Regions from separate parts of the Mus musculus genome. Here region 2 is linked to region 1. The links are chromatin contacts, found by Hi-C or POLR2A ChIA-PET in ENCODE. All regions are on one chromosome and are shown on one strand. The core of a region is the stretch at or near the end of the contact, and the rest is flanking DNA. Distances in the headings are between cores, read along the strand shown.

Region 1 (2,853 bases), core at 265-2,764:
CAGGTTCTCAAGTCACAGGTTATCATGCCATGGTCCCTATACGTCAAAGCAGGGAGACATAAGAAGATAACTGAGTTCTCCCCTCCCCCGCCCCCAAGCAAAACAAAACAAAACAAAACAAAAAAACCAAAACAAAACTAAGCCTAGAACATCTCAAGGAAAGAGTGTTGTTCATCATATTATGTGGCCTGCAAGTGACCGGCGGCTCCTCATAGTCCTTCTGCTCTATGAACACAAGGTTAGAAGAAGAAGGCATTTGGCTCAGCACACATGGGGCCAGGTCAGTTAGACCCAAATCTCCTTCTTTATCTACAGAGCAGATGAATTTTAATGGCAGTTTTTATTCTTCGTCACGCACAGCCATCTGTACCATTGCCCAAGACTGAGTTCTTTCATCTATGAAATGGGTATTTTGATAATGATCTCACTGGGTTCCTGCACGGATGACTGACACATAGTAGGAGTGGGATATATTGTAGGTGGTGGGATTGTATTTCCATTTTCTTCTGTTGTAACTGAACACTGTGTTGTTTTTATTTGTTGTTTTGTTTTAGAGGTATTTTGTTTGTTTGTTTGTTTGTTTGTGATTAAGATGTATTTGACAAATGTTGCTGATGGTTCAGCAACATCATTGACAGCATGACATCATTGTCCTGGTGAGAGCTTCAGACTGTATCACACATGGTGGAGAAACAGAAGAGGGACGGTCTGTATGCAAATACCAGTGACCACTTGGTGAGGCAGAAGACAGGGGACTCTGGGGCTAGGTTGTACTTTTTGTAACCGTCTCCACTTGCATCCTGTGGGAACTACATGAATCTCTTCTGAGGGTGGTGCCCCACCCTTAAAGGTTCCTCCAACTTGACCACATTTGAGGTCCAGTTTCCAGCATGCAGATTTGGGGAACACACCCCAGCCGAGTAGCCTCTTTCTCTTCTTTCCAACCTCTGTCTTCCCTACTTGCTCTTGCTTTTGTCTTCATCGTACAGATTTATTTTCACTGTATTCCTGTTTCCAGTTAGCCACACAATACTGTTTTCAGGACTCGTGGCAAGAAGGGAACCTAACCACCGGGGCCACATAAACCCTTGCGATGGGCTTTATTGGGTCTGGAGAACAGTATATATTTGGAAGATCCCGCCCCCTTTCAGAATCTGTCTCAGCGATGATACGGCAGTGGGGTGTTGTCCTGCTCTAAATTAAAGGCAGCCCGAGCTGATATTTTTAGCTGGTATTTAAATGTGGCATGAGACTCATATATAGTTCTTTAATTTATAGTCTGAAATGACTGACAGCCCAGGAATGAAAGATCATGATGTGATGGTAGGCTAGGCCAGCAGGCCTGGATGTCATCTGCAGGCACAGTCTGCAGGCCTCTTAGTTTATTTGTAGACATCTAATCTGAGGCTGGTGACTTAAGGCACTGGATAAAATAGTGAACTGAGAAATACTGGAAACTTAAAAACAACAAGCAGGATGTGGTGTGCGAGGTTCTGAGGGATCATGAAGGCGGTGAGGAAGCAGGCTTTGAGGAGTCTGTGAAGCTGACTGGCTGCTGTGAGTGCATAGAACAGTTTAGAAGAAGAAAGTATGGGCGGGCGGCGAACTGGGCACATAACCAGTCTCTTGTGTCCTGATTTTCCTGAAGCGTTGTGATAGGTGCAGATGGGGCTGTGTGTGTACCAGGTGTGTGCGCACCAGTTCACAGCTGTCGTAGCATCAAGGAAGTCAGTGTGAGGCTACCACTGCTGTGAGACCTTGGGTACATTTTCAGCCTGTGTCTCTCTCCAGTTAATTCATGTGTAAAAAGAGGGCATTATTAGTGATGTGGTATGTGTGTGTGTGTAGTACCTCATGCATAAAAAACCACACACATATATATATATCACAAATATGTTTCTGAGAGTAGAGCTGTCAGATACATACATTGGATGACATTTTTTGTTGTACCAGAAAGGTACTGAAATCTGTTCTTGACCTCACATTTATAATTTTGACTTACATCATTTTGCACAGTTTTGAATGAAATAAAGAACAATCAAAACATTTGGTAGATCACACTGTGCCTCCTAATAAAACCACTAAAAACAAAGTATCCCTTCAAGACCATTGGGGAAGTCTTACAGATGTCCATTTCATAGCATGTGGTGCATAATAGTTTGTGTCCTGTGATCAAATTCCCAGGGTCCAAGACCCCAGAGGAGAAAGGATCCCTCATGATGAAGTGAGTGGTTCTTGTTCCTGAGAATTCCAAGGACTGTTTTTTTTTTTTTTTTTTGCTGTCATCTTAGTATTAGTTTCGCTAGACTTATCTCCCATGCTCGCCTGGTAACGCAGCCATTTCCTGTATACAAAGACCATTTTGAAAAAGTCTTCATGACTTTAGCATTATAGGACTACTGGGTGAATTTTGCTGAGGTTTAGGGCTTGGAGTCCTGACTTGGCTGTTGTACAGTGGTCAGTAGATTCCAGTGGAGCCATGTGGAGTTTATACCACCATAAATAGGTACTGTTTATAGAATACTTGCTGTGGTCTTGGTGCTTTGATATGTAGTTTCATTTAATCCTCAGATTTTCAAGGGGGAATTAGTAGTAGTCCCTCTGTATACAGGAGGAAACTGGGGTAGGGAGAAGCTAAAAATGTGCCTCGATTTACACAAGACTGAAGATTTACAGGAAAATGTGGAGCCAGCTTTATACAACACTCCAAATAGATTAAAGCACAACCAAGGGAGTATGATGGAGAGCCCTGAGTGGAGAGCTCAGATGCCTGCTGATGGTGTGGGTTCACATCTAAGCATGTTCGTCATCTGACCCTTTGCCTCTCAGTGACTTGTGACTTCAGAACTGCTC
Region 2 (2,853 bases), core at 171-2,670, 40 kb before region 1:
ATGTTTCTGGAGACTGACTTGAGTTAGCTGGGGTTTCACTCTAGGTCTTACTTCATGTAGTATAAGGTGACTGTGACTAAGTCAACTTTAAGGCTCACACAGCCACATGGCTGGGACAGTGAGCAGATGCGGGCACTCTTAGTCTGGAATATATGGCTATACCTGGCTTCTGTGTGCTCCCTCACAGTGAGAGAGAGAGAGAGAGAGAGAGAGAGAAAGAGAGAGAGAGAGAGAGAGAGAGAGAGAGAGAGAGAGAGAGCTGGGTTGGTCATACCACCAACTGTATCCCATTTGTTAGAATTCAGTCCAGCCTGTATTCAAGAGGAGGGCAATCAAATGGCACTCCTCAATGAGAGGTGTACCAAAGAATTTGTGGAGGTTCTCCATAGTTGTATATAAGCTGGAAGGAAGAAAAAAAAGCTCTCAGACTTTGTTTGTCCTGGCCTCAAAAACAAAAATTGAAAAGTAACTTACCTCACAGGTTTTTGTGAAGATTAAATAAAATTGTATCCACTACTCAAAATATGTTAGCTTAAACCATTACCATGCCGACTGAAGACCTAACTGATGCTGGTTCCGTCAATGATGCTAGAATTCCCAGCAGGTCAGTTTGTAGAGGAGGGTCTTGGTAGCCTCTGAGAAGTCCTGGGGCCTGTGCTGGAGGGACAGAGTGACTATATAAGGTTGGAAATCTTTGGTTCGCCTCCTTTCAGTGACAGTATCCAGATATAGGTCAGTGCACTTAAACCTGGCCCCATTTATGGCAATTTATTTCATTATAGGATAAAGTCGTCAGATTCATGAGTAATAATTACTGTGTCTGCCGCGCTTTTAACACCCCAGCCATGTAATCCTCACCTCACCCCATGAGTAAGTTTGATGAACACCCTTACCTCTTCCAGGAACAAGCCAGACCCAGGGTCATGTGGCTTGTCCCGAATCCCAGCGTGGTGAAGACACCTGGAGTGAGAAGCTGGGAGTCCTGAGTCTTCAGACCCTCTACCATGGCCAAGTGATTGCCAGTCATTGCTCAGTACCTAATGGTATATTCAATATGTATGTCAGTGACAGAGACAATAAAAGCCTCACATGGCAGGCCATTTTCTCTTCCATTAAATTGTCATTTTGTGATATTTTTGGGCACCCAAACTTGGACCTAGGAGGGTAGGCAATGTGGAGAAGAATATTCTCTCTGCTGAGGTTCGCGCCCAGGCTCTTGCAGCTGTTCGGCTCTGCATCTCTGGTCTGCAGTTCGCGGATCATGCAGTGGCCAAGGTGAAGGGCCAGTGCGCTTTCCTGGGTGTCCCCGCCCGCCGGGTGCTCACCGGGGGGCGCTGTGCGGCCTGCGCGCCTGGGTGAACCGCGGCCAGGGAGCGAGGGGCGCGTCCGGGCGGTGAGGTCGCCGCCCCCGCCGGGAGAGGGGAGTGGCCGCGCCGCCGCCGCGCCTCTAGCCAGCGCACTCGGAGCCCAGCCGGCGGACGCGGTGTGGGTGCACTGAACGCACGGTCGGCTGAGCGGCGCGGGATCCCCGGCAGCAACTGTGGCACAAGCCCCGCATCGGATCTGACCCGCGTTCCCCAGGCGGCGGCCAGCGAGCAGCACGCGGAGACGGAGTGGCCGAGCGGTTGCCGGGCGAGGTACGCTGCACTCCCCCGTGCCGGCTCCCTTCCCGCCCGTGCCTTTGTGCGCGCGGCCCCAGGCTCAGCCGCAGCCTGCAATCCCGGGTCATCAGCTCCCGGGGCGCTCCTGTGGGGCGCGGAGGCACTCCACCGTGAACCCACGCGCGCTCGAGGTCGTCGAGGGTGATCGCGGCCCCGTGTGGCTTCGGGGGCGGCAGGAGAGGGAAGGGGCTTACAAACTAAGTTGTTCTCTCACTTTGTGTTATTGGCTTCCTACCTACGGGCACTGGGGAACCCTGCTTCCCGCGGGCCCACTCGCATCCCCCTCCATCCCTCTGGCCCACTGGAGTTTCCCGGCCCCAGGTTCTATGGAAGGACAAGCTTATGGCTTCCTGTGGGAAGGAGAAGCGGAGGTGGAGGCGGAGGTGGAACAATGGGGCGTCCTGGGGAGTGGGGTTCAGGTGCGGTGTGCCCCGGCCGCGGCGCACCCGGAGGGGCGACCGGACCCGATGGATCGCCCTGCGAGTGCAGCTGCGCTCCGCTCCTTTGTTCCGCCACAGCGGAGGGGGCTGCCCCGGGTCCCGTTTCCTGCCCGGGATGGGATTGATTCACAGTCCCAGAGAGGCAAGGGGAAGGGGGCGGGGCTCGAATGGAAACCAGACTGGGAACGGGAGCCCTGCAGGGCGCTGGGCTGGGTGGAGCTCTGGGGAGGGGGTAATGAGAGTGCGTTGGAGTTAATTACAAACACAACCTTCTGTCTAAAGGCCTGTGGAGTTTATTTGCGGTGCTTTGTTCATACTACGGCCTAGCACTAATTGGTGCAGCAAGTTCTGTTCTTTCTTGAAGTTCTAGGCTCTGGCTATGGGAGTTTGCTGAAGGCAGATCTTGTTATTTATAACGGACGAAGAGGGCTTCTTTTGTTTTGTTTGTTTTGTTTTGAAATATTTTTCACAATGAATCAGGATATATGTGTGCATGTGTATCTGTGGATTTTATTGTGGCTCGGATAGGCTAACAAACTAAACCCCAAAGCGGGCGTGGTGGTGCACGCCTTTAATCCCAGCACTTGGGAGGCAGAGGCAGGCGGATTTCTGAGCTCAAGGCCAGCCTGGTCTACAAAGTGAGTTCCAGGACAGCCAGGGCTATACAGAGAAACCCTGTCTAAGAAGAAAACAAACAAACAAACAAACAAACAACCAAAACCAAACCAAAAACCAAAAAACTTTTTGAGACA

What was found. A loop is a pair of places that touch in the nucleus more often than their neighbours do. ChIA-PET counts read pairs that join two places held with the same protein, here RNA polymerase II (POLR2A).
Region 2: a loop to region 1 is called in a map of heart, with 2.2 times the contacts of the local background. The contact joins the promoter of Myo1b here to the enhancer-like site in region 1. A Hi-C loop is called at or near these places in 6 of 37 maps with a recorded cell type or tissue (gastrocnemius and heart). POLR2A ChIA-PET finds 5 or more read pairs at or near these places in 1 of 5 experiments (embryonic stem cell).

What each region holds. Positions count from the first base shown.
Region 1 is chr1:51,874,366-51,877,218 of GRCm38, reverse strand. All of the region lies in intron 2 of Myo1b (myosin IB), which reads left to right. Among named protein-coding and RNA genes, the nearest start is that of Myo1b, 40 kb to the left of the region's middle. Within about 2 kb of position 1,514, at least 1 of the 3 ENCODE cell types and tissues checked has a DNase peak (open chromatin) inside an H3K27ac peak, as active enhancers do.
Region 2 is chr1:51,914,545-51,917,397 of GRCm38, reverse strand. Myo1b (myosin IB) reads left to right here and starts at 1,420. Exons shown (of 31, transcript NM_001161817.2): 1 at 1,420-1,637. It overlaps Gm33795 (a long non-coding RNA gene), which reads right to left and starts at 1,236. Exons shown (of 3, transcript XR_001778914.2): 1 at 894-1,236; 2 at 475-657; 3 at 1-400.